Regions from separate parts of the Homo sapiens genome. Here region 2 is linked to region 1. Evidence: chromatin contacts called from ENCODE Hi-C data. All regions are on one chromosome and are shown on one strand. Each heading gives the region's core, a stretch centred on a gene start or an enhancer-like site at or near the end of the contact. The rest is flanking DNA. Distances are from core to core; before and after follow the strand shown. Region 1 holds the start of CHCHD3 (coiled-coil-helix-coiled-coil-helix domain containing 3). Region 2 holds the start of AGBL3 (AGBL carboxypeptidase 3).

What was found. A loop is a pair of places that touch in the nucleus more often than their neighbours do. Pooled maps may share reads with other maps.
Region 2: a map of CD8-positive, alpha-beta T cell shows a loop between it and region 1 (14-fold over the local background). The contact joins the promoter of AGBL3 here to the promoter of CHCHD3 in region 1. A Hi-C loop is called at or near these places in 2 of 168 maps with a recorded cell type or tissue (CD8-positive, alpha-beta T cell and naive thymus-derived CD4-positive, alpha-beta T cell) and 9 of 50 pooled maps.

What each region holds. Positions count from the first base shown.
Region 1 is chr7:133,079,231-133,084,651 of GRCh38, forward strand. It overlaps CHCHD3 (coiled-coil-helix-coiled-coil-helix domain containing 3), which reads right to left and starts at 2,860. Exons shown (of 8, transcript NM_017812.4): 1 at 2,627-2,860. The coding sequence starts at 2,707. It also overlaps the pseudogene RNU6-92P. RefSeq lists enhancers at 2,593-3,227, 2,643-2,822, 3,033-3,142.
Region 2 is chr7:134,983,856-134,989,276 of GRCh38, forward strand. AGBL3 (AGBL carboxypeptidase 3) reads left to right here and starts at 2,653. Exons shown (of 17, transcript NM_178563.4): 1 at 2,653-2,846; 2 at 4,020-4,141; 3 at 5,395-5,421. The coding sequence starts at 4,079. RefSeq lists enhancers at 2,555-2,854, 2,865-3,004, 3,085-3,344.

The sequences.
Region 1 (5,421 bases), core at 1,610-4,109:
TAACAGCTATTATTCACAAGTGCAAACACTGTCAAAGTACAAGACACTGTGCTAGATATACATTATGTCAAATTCTCAAAGTAGGCTTTGTCCAGAAATACTAAATACGGAAACACAATGAAAAGTGACTTGTCCAGAGCGACACCGCTAGTGAGAGGCAGAGATAGAATCCAACCCAGGTCTGCTTGGTTCCAAGGCACATGCTCTTTCCACTACACAGCACAGCACTTTCAAAGAATCTTAAAACTTTGCATGTGAAAGGAACCCTATCATAATAATGGCTGCCTTTTTAATGAAAATCTACAATGTGCCAGGTGCTTTACATACCTTACCTCATCTTCTTACAATAACCAATCAAGGGAAGTGATGGTATTACCGTTTATGGATAAGGAAATAAAAGAAGTCAATTGTCAAAGGCCACAGGCTAATAAATAACTAACCTGCGATTTAAACTGATGTCTGCTTAATTCAAGCCAAGAAAAATACTAAGATCAACTGAAAAACATCTACAAAAGACCCAGACAAAAATCACACAGGCAATCAGGTTAAGTAATAAATATCTAACCTGAGATTTAAACTGAGGTCTGTTTAATTTCAAGTTGATACTCTTTTGATCATGAGCTCAAAGAAATCAGAATGACCTCTGTGTACTCAATACTTCAATGGATGTCACTTCTAGAGGAAACTGCAATGGGCTAAGTATGGCTACAAGAAACTTACAGTGCCACCAGACTCACAGGATTTCAGGACTGGAAAATATTAGAGATCTGAGGGATGTACTCAGTTGCATTATTTTGCAGATGGGAAAACTGAAGCTCAGAGAGATTGCAAAACATTCATGTAAAAGGAGGATTTGAAGCAATGGAGACCAGCGCAAGGGCATTCCAGGTGAAGGGTATATTCTGAAGAAAAGCATAGAGGTAAAAATGATCATGCTTGAACTGTTAGCAATACAGGTAAAATGTACTATATAAGAAAGGAAAAAAATGAGGAATGCTGTCAAGTTATATGACCAAAGGACATTTCTTTTTAAAAAACAAAAATCTTAAAAAGGTTTTTTAGACAATTTTTCCATTTTAATAGAATACCTATCCCTGCTGTCACAGTTATTCCATCCAACCTTATCTAATACTTGATATGAATCTCTGTGCTGTGGCCACATTCTCTTTCGATTTTGTTTGCTGTTAGCACTGTGTCTGTACTAAAGCACGAGAATATGGATTTATACATTTTTTTCTAACCAATGTCTTCTCACTCAAAACTTATTTTGCTTTGTCTTTTAATTATTTTTCACTCTGAGTTGCGTACTGAAAGCCTAATGGCAAGAGTCTTAAAATCTCTGCATAAAACTTAAAGTTTACAGTAATTTTTTACTCCAAAGAGTACTAACTGAAACACAATAACTCAAAGAATACAGCCTCAGATATTTTATTACAAAATGTAGTACTACCATTAATTAGCATGATATAAAGAAATACTGGTCACAGACCAAAAACTGAGTTCGACAGTCTGAGTTTCTATGAAGAAAAGTTTAATAAATTATTCTCAAGGTAACAGTTTCAGAAGAAAAAGTTTTTAAACATTTTAAATATTTAAGAAGTTTTATTTCCTGGTAACAACTGTTAAAAATAATTTACAAATGTAATTTATTTACGCTGGTTGATAACAGAAAAAAATATATAAATTATTATAAAACTTTCTGAAGTCAAAATTGCTTTATTTACTAGGTTCAGGCATCATACGTCCAAAAATGTGAGGCTCCAAATTCAGGCGCAGCGGAGAGTGTGTTAATGAAGTTAGTGCTGGTATACTGACACCCTAGAGAAAAACCAGGTTTTCAGTTTATGTATCAGGTGCATGCAAAGGGCATTAAAAAAAAAGTGCTCTACAACGTTGGTCAGAAATGACTACATTACTTCTACTGGTATGAAAAACTGCAAACCCATCTCAGCCCCTATCAGACTGGCAGACACTAGTCCTGAAGCAACTGGGCCTAATCCAAAACTTCGGCGCAGCAGGTCACAGAGGAGGCGCCTGGGAAAGAGGAGATATCAAGTGAAAGTGAAGCAGGGAGAAGCCAGAAGCCGCCCCAGGCAGGTCAGAAAAGACTGTGGGGCTGGGAGGGAGGATGACAGGGTGTGGGGAGTGGGTGGGAGGAGGGGGTGTTATCAGAGGGAGAGCACTAAATGACACAAAGCAAAGGCAATCCTTAAAATGCCAATTCACCCTGGGAGACAGGGTGTGCACAGTGGAAAAGCAGGGTTTGGGTCCTGAACCCAGGAAAACCATTTCACAGACAAGTACACCGAGGTATGGGTTTCAAATACGGTCCTGCAACAAGGGAGCAGTACAGTTACGAGTAGACTGTGAGCCCTTGCAGGGTATAATTCAACCTGGCATTCCCCGCCCGCCCCAGCAGTGCCTAGCACTTGGCACAACCAGGAACTATCTCTGAATGAATGTCCCACGTCTTGAAACTCTAGGCTTCTTCCCAGACACCTGGGCTTCTGGCCTTAATACGCTAGGGTCCAGGACGGGAGAAACCCAGGCTGAGCGGGTCCGGAGAAGATGGGGCCTTGGGGTCCGAGTCCAACCACTGGCCCTCCGCCCGTCCACGGGCACTCACCCGGATGCCCTTCACCACGGTGATGTTCTCATTCTCGTCCGCCTCGAAGGTGACCCGGCGGGTGCTGGTGGTCCCACCCATGATTCCGGTTCCTGCCCCAGCGGAGACCTAGCGGGGAACCACGAGCACTTCGGGGCCCCCGCACCCACACGCGCGTGGAAGGGCCTGGATTCTTTTCCCGCACAGCGGGAGCAAGGCCACGACCCCCAGAAGCAAGGAGAAGGCGCCGGTCCTGAGCTCCCGCCTCCTCCGGTCACGCGCCACAACAAAAACGCCTCAGGTTGGTCGGCGATGCGAACTGCCCGCCTCTGTTCGGCGAGGGCGCCCGGATTGGTTCACCCGACCCGGATGCTATGGCAACAGGTGGTGTTTGATAGCTTTCCGCGGAGTCCCTGGGTGTAGTGGGAACTGTGGTCTCGATCTGGCGCGGTGGGTGATGGGACATTCTCTCCCCGCGCCTGAGCGCGCTAAGGGAGCACGGCATTCTGGGAGTTGTGGTTTTGACTCCCCAGAGACGCCTAACTGGGCAACTTTTTGAAGACATAATTCTAGAAATTTAGGCCACTAAGTTCAGAGACACAATCTTTCTCTCAAAGGGACTCACAGTTTAATGAAAAAGATGCATGATACTAATGAAGCCATTCCTAGTGTTCTATACACAAATTCCTGGCTCAAAACTTAGCGTTTCATTACAGTCGTAGGGTAGCTTAATGAAGACTACTTCTGAGAAATGCCTCGTTAGGTGACCCTGTGATATCTGTGGTTGTGCAAACATCATAGAGTGTACTTACACAAACCCAGATGGTGTAGCCTACTACACACCTGGGCTACTTGGTGTAACCTATTGCTCCCAGGCTGCAAAGATGTACAGCATGTCACTGTACTAAATACTGTAGGCAATTGTAACACAGTGGTATTTGTGTGTACAAATATATGTAAACATAGAAAAGCTACAGCAAAAACAGTGTAAAAGTGATTGCTTTGGCAACACATCTAGGACAATTTGAACAATACAGAGATTAGCACAGCCCCTGAGCAAGGTTGACACATGAATTTCTGAAGCATTCCATTAAAAAAAAAATCAAAGATAAAAAATGGTATGCTTCTATAGGGCACTTACCATGAATGGAGCTTACAGGACTGGAAGTTGCCCTGAGTGAGTCAGTGAGTGAGTGGGGAGTTGAATGTGAAGGCCTGGGACGCAACTATGCAGTACTGTACCTTTTATCAACACTGTGCACTTAGGCAACACTAAATTTATTTTCATATATTTTCATTCTTCAAGAATAAATTGACCTTAGCTTACTGTAACTTTTTAAACTTATAAACTTCTTTTTTTGTGACTTTTTGACTCTTTAATAACACTTAGCTTAAAACACAAACACACTATATAGCTGTACAAAAATATTTCTTTCTTTATATACTTAGTCTATAAGCTTTTTCTATTTTTGAAATTATTTACTTTTTACTTTTTAAACATTTTTGTTAAAAATTAAGACAAACACACACACATTAGCCTAGACCTACACGGGGTCAGGATCATCAATATCACTGTCTTCCACCTTCACATCTTGTCCCACTGAAAGGTCTTCAGAGGCAATAACACGTATGGAGCTATCTCCTATGATAACAGCACCTTCTGTAACACCTCCTGAAGGACCTGCCTGAGGCTGTTTTACAGTTAACTTTTTTATATAGGTAGAAAGAATGCACTTTAACCTAAAGATAAAAAGCATAGTATAGTAAATACTAGGAGACAGGAATTTTCCAGCTCCATTATAATCTTATGATTCCACTGCCAGAAATGAGGTTCTTCTTTGACTGAAACACTGTTATGCAGTACATGAATGGTGGCATTTTAGTAGTAGCCATAAAATAAAAAAATAAAAAACGTAAACGTGTGTTTGGTCCATGTCTCTTGTCTCATGAACTAGTATCTGTATTTTTTTCTTTTTGTAAAGTAAAATTTTAAGTACTATGGTTTTCAAACCTGTCTATGAGAAAATACATTTCTTCATAGAATAAATTATTTGCACCAAGTATGTAGAGAATTTACTTTCCACTTTTGTGTCTCCTTCTACTACTAGTTCAGTTACATAAGTTAGGCCATAATAGGGTTAGGCAGAGAAAAGTTAAGTGATTGCCAAAGATGGCATAAATTAGTGGAGGAATTAAAACTACATCAGAAAAGTTGAGATGATCTATTGTGGAAAGTTCCTATTAATAGTTCAACATTTCACCTCTACGAGACCAGTACATAGTTATTAGGTTATTCATCTACATATTTCTTTTTTGCTAAACACACTGTTACACATAAGTTTAGCCATATGACCTTAGTTTTACAGAGGCAGATGATTCTCAATAGAAATTAGGTTAATGATGGTACTATTCTTCAATTAATCCCTCTCAACATTAAAAGCAGCAGGCCACAACACACCATGGCATTCTCTTATGCCAAAGGCATCTACAATGCAGTCGCATTTTTGAGCTTCAATTATGTGCTGATCTATTACTGTATGAATCCAATTATGTGCTGATCTATTACTGTATGTATCTTTTATTTTTCTGAGACAGAGTCTCGCTCTGTCGCCAGGCTGGAGTTCAGTGGCGCAATCTTGGCTCACTGCAACCTCCGCCTCCCAGGTTCAAGCAATTCTCCTGCCTCAGCCTCCGGAGTAGCTGGGACTACAGGTGCGTGTCACCACACCCAGCTAATTTTTTTGTATTTTTAGTAGAGATGGGGTTTCACCATGTTGGCCAGGATGGTCTCCATCTCCTGACCTCATGATCCTCCC
Region 2 (5,421 bases), core at 1,403-3,902, 1.9 Mb after region 1:
CCTGAAAAATACGAGTCTGAACTATGTAGGTCCAAGTATACAGGGATTTTCTTCCACCTCTGCCACCCCTGAGACAGCAACTCCACTACACTCCAACCTGGGTAACAGAGCTGTCTTTAAAAAGAAAAAAATTGTTAATAAAATAACCCTTCCTCTTCCTCTTCTTCCTCCTCTTCCTCAGCCTACTCAATGTGAAGACAAGGATGAAGACCATTATGATGAATGACTTACATTTAATGAATACACTTTCTCTTCCTTATAACTTTCTTAATAACATTTCATCTTACTTTGTTGTAAGAATACAGTATATAACACATATAACATACAAAATATGTGCTAATCAACTGTTTATGTCATCAGTAAGGGTTCCAGTCAACAGTAGGCTCTCAGTAGTTAAGTTTCTGGGGAGTCAAAAGTTATATGCAGATTTTCAACTATGTAGAGGACGATACCCCTAACCCCCGAGTTGTTCAAGGCTCAACTGTAGTTCATAACACAGACTTCTCAGTCTATGTACTTGCTGCTTACCCTGCCTGGCAGAGTCTCCCCCTAAGACATCCTACAGTTCATCCCTCTGCTCAAATGCCCCCTAGCCAGAGAGGCCTTCCCTGGCCATTCCATCTAAAAGAGTAACCTAGCAAGGCCCCCCACTCCCAGCATCCCCTATTCTTTTTTTTCCCCCCTACTTGATTTCTCTCCATAGCGGTTATTGTCTGAGTGATATCATTTTTATTATCATCATTGGTTTGTTTGATTACTCCCACCAGAACATAACCTCCACAATAAATGTCTGGTTTTTTTCCTTGCAATAGTGAACTGTCCCTAGTAGGCAGCAGCCATCCAGTGAATTTGTTATACCAAGGCATGAGGATCTCTTGGGACCAGTAGTTTGAGTCTGCAGTGAGCTATGATTGTGCCTCTACACCCCAACCTGGGTGACAGAGCTGTCTTTAAAAAGAAAAAAGTTGTTAATAAAATAATGAATGAATATCATTTTCAAAGTTTTGCCAAGTTCCTAAGTTTTTGGCCAGGCACGGTGACTCACACCTGTAATCCCAGTACTTTGGGAGGCTGAGGTAGACGGATCACTTGACACCAGGAGTTTGAGACCACACTGGCCAACATGGTGACACCACGTCTCTACTAAAAAATACAAAAATTAGTGGTGGCACGTGCCTGTAGTCCCAGCTAGTCAGGATGCATGAGAATCACCTGAACCCCAAAGGCAGAGGTTGCAGTGAGCTGAGATTGCACCACAGCACTCCAGCCTGGGCGACAGAGCAAGTGAGATTCTGTCTCAAAAAAAAAAAAAAAATCCTAAGTTTTTAAAATTATGCATTAAGATCATTTTTCTTCCCATGGACTACTTGGTATGTGATAATATAACTATTTGGACTAAAAATCACGAGACTTAAGTCTCTCAGCCCTGCCATTAATTTCTTATATAACCTGGTTAGACCATTTCTCAGTTTTACCTTGTACAGCTGACATCCTATGGCTTGCAGCCATGACTAAAATCCAACAGAAAAACAGATTACATAAATAAAGATTTCTCTGTGCATGTCACCTTTAGTGATTTATGTATGGCATAAAACAAGCTTCAACTATAAGAGCTACTTTTCAAGAGGTTGATCTAAGATATACTCTATTAATATTCTCTGGCCAAGGTCTAATCTGGAAGGTTCATACTTTTAAACTGCTGACCTCAAAAACACCTATTTTCAGATACTTACAAAATACAAAGAGATTATGTTAACCCATTTCCATGCTTAAGCCATAGTGCTTTGCCCTTTATTCTACTTTCAAACTTGCTACCATTTATTATCTCCATTTCTACAATATCACGAATCTCATGACATATAACGCTTTGTGAAAAGTGTTTATTTACATTCTTATATCATCAAAATCTAGACTTTTTTTCAGCTGTACTTGGAAAACTTTTCCAAATAGATTACCTTACCCTGTAGAGCTAAAGATGAGGGAAAAAATCAATATGGGATGTTCATGAATAACGTCTGTTAACTAAATGAGACTACATATAGTGATTTGCAGTCATCAGGAAAACAGTGTTAAATATGCTAGCTGACGATTGCTATAAAGAATCTCTGAGCTGATAATTTTGAGAATTCACCCTAGTTCATCTATGACTCTCCATTTAGTATTTAAGGAGAAAAGCCTCATTTTCCAGAATCGAATAAGCGAATTAATCGCACAATTGTGTAGAATGGAACTCAGTCTGTAAAAAATCAAGACCAACGTACTTTTTAATATTCTAACATCTCCAAGTAGTAGTTACAAGTATTGTACCCATGAAGTCCAGGTAATTAATTTGTTCAATGTCACACTGTTAAAAGTCAGGTGGGCTCCAAAGCACAGTCCTAACCAGCATGCTCTACTGCCTCCTCTGAGGCAACAGCCGAAGTGCAGACCACTGGGAATAAATAGCTGCCCGGTCTTCCCCACTCCTAAATTCTCCCGACAGACCCCAAAGCCTCTCTGAGAGCCTCTCTGACCGCCCTGCGGCCCACCCCGAGTTCCCGGCATCCTCTGGGATCCCTCTTCCTGGAGCCAAAACCTACGCAGGCTCCTTTCCTCCGAGCTGGTTGCTAGGTGATCTCCGAAGGCTGTCCGAAGTCTCGCGAGGGCGGACCCGTTGCCTGATGACGAGAGTTGGGAGTGTGGCTGGGGCTGCGGATCTCCAGCAGTGGCGTTACTTCTAGCGGCTGGATACCGGGTTCTCCGCGAGATCGCGAGATCCCGAGATATTCTCCCCGCACGGAAGCGACGACTGGCCTGGCCAGAGGACTCGCGTGGGAGCGAGGTGCCGGCCCCGACAGGACGGTGAGGTATGCAGAAGTAAGGCGGGGCGCCCCCTGCGGGAAGCGAGCGCGCCCCGGAAAATGAGCGCCTCCCCACACCAAGGTGTCCAGGAGTGAGTGCGGGAAGGAACTCGGCCGCCCGGAGTTGTGGCCTCATCGTGCTTCCCGCCAAAAACGCCTTGGTACTGTCGGGACGCGGCTAAGCGTGGACGCGCCCGCATCTGCCCCTCCTCCGCAGTGGTGGAAGACACCCGCGGAGCGCCGGTGGATAAGGGCCGTTTCCTGAGACCAGAGCTGTATCCGCAGCAGGTCAGCACTTCGTGCGCCCTGTGTGCACCTGTAAGGAATGGAATTTAGGCCAGTCGGATTTTCCAAATGTGGAGTTGTGATGCCCAGGCAGAAACTTCAGTTTCTTAGGACTGAAGGTGTCATCTATGAGACAGTCGGTTCCGTGGCATTGGCAGTGATTTGCCATAGAGCTTGGACTTAACTTATATGTAGTCCACGCTCCAAAACACGCTTCCTGTAGAGAGGGGCGTAAACTAATAGATTTGAAATTGTCGAGTCCTTTGGTCTCTCAAGAACGATGGGAACTTGACAAGAAATTTCGATTATTCCCTGGTCTTGATATTACCCACATGGGAAGATACTTGCATAGAATGGTAATGGTCATTACCAATACAACCTTCTGGTAGCTATTTAGATTTCTAAGAATAAGAATAATATAAATGAATATTAGAACAGACAGTATCTACAGAATAATAATCAAAATGTAAAGTCTTGTCACTTGAACTTTTGGTCAAGTGAAAATCAAGGAGAAAACTTAAAATTATATTGCTACATTTCAGTAAGTGACTATAATTTTTAAATTCATTATCTTTTAATGCCTCAGGATCATTCTGAACTTGCTGTGTAGTATTTAATTGTAAATATAAAATGTGAATGATTTGGCTGTATACTCTGGAAATTCCTTTTAATTAAATGATTTGCTTGATTTGTCTTATTGTGGTTGTTGTCTCGTATAGTCATGGAAAATTCCTTTAACTCTTTGAAATTGAAGGTTTTATTAGTTGTATTCTAATTAGTTTTTAGAGAAGACTGTTGTGACTGTTAAATACAATTGAATATATTTTTGAGTACTCATTTAATGTAGTAAACACCTACAGCTTGAAAAGAAAAGCTGTCATATAATTTCCTTAGAAATTGTTTTACAGCCTACCCGTATATTACAAGAAATCTCAAGTCAAACACTGGAAAAGATGTCAGAAGATTCAGAAAAGGAAGACTATTCAGACAGAACAATCAGTGATGAAGATGAATCGGTATGTTTTTCTCAACTTTATTTTACTTGGAGATAAAATTTGTATTATATAAATCCCCAATTAAAATATTATAAAATCAATTGGATATAAAAATCAATTGGATGTTTAAATTATTGTCATTGAAGTTGGGAAATAATTTGGCTGAAAAAGCTAAGCTATCACTGGGAACACTATGCCCTGTCTAGAAAGAGAAACTATATTTGTATTTTTTTTGAGAAAATATTTTAGCTAAGATTCTTCTAGGTTTTATTAAAATTTGTATATGAAATTATTAGTAGGGTTTTAGTTTTAGGATTGATGTCCACTTATTTTCTTCTATGTGCTGATTGGATTGTGTTACATCGTAGTATGAATCATAGTAGAACCACCGTGTTCTAACCTTATTGTGTATCACCATAACAGTTTATTGTGGCTCTGATGTCATAAAGGAAGAGACATGGAAGAAGAAAAAGGGGGAAAAACGTAGTATTTAAAATTCTTTAGTCTTTTTCTACTACATAGGCTGCGAGATTTCCTTCAAATTTTATTAAAGTATAAATTATGTATGTAAACTAATGTCCCGAAATAAGCTCTTAAAGCTTACTTTAGCTATTTAAAGGATTTATGGCTTTCTGTGTTTTTCTTTTTGTTAATTTAATTTTTTTTTTTTTCTTGAGCCAGAGTTTGAGATCGCTCTTGTTGCTCAAGCTGGAGTGCAATGGCGCGATCTCGGCTCACTGCAACCTCTGCCTCCTGGGTTCAAACGATTCTGCCTCAGCCACCCGAGTAGCTGGGATTACAGGCATGTGCCACCATGCCTGGCTAATTTTTTTTGTATTTTTAGTAGAAACGGGGTTTCACCATGTTAGCCAGGCTGGTCTCAAACTTCTGACCTCAGGTGATCCACCCGCCTTGGCCTCCCAAAGTGCTGGGATTACAGGCATGAGCCGCCACGCCCGGCCAATTTTATTCTTAATTTAAATAGTTTTCCCGGGTTTATCAAGAATCTTTAAACTTTATTCCTTCCATAAAGTCATTATTATGACCACACCCAGTGGAAGAGGAGGAATGAAAGATGCAAACTTTAAGGTTTCAGGATATTTGAAGTGTTGGGTGCATTGAGACCAGTAGCTGATAATAATCCTTTAATTTTCTCGTTTATTAAAGGTTAAAGACATATACTCAATCCCAAGTACTAAAATAGATGTAAAAAAATTCTGGATTTGAAAACTGTTGGTTTTTAAAAGAGAAATATTTTTAAATTCTTATTTTAGGATGAGGATATGTTCATGAAATTTGTA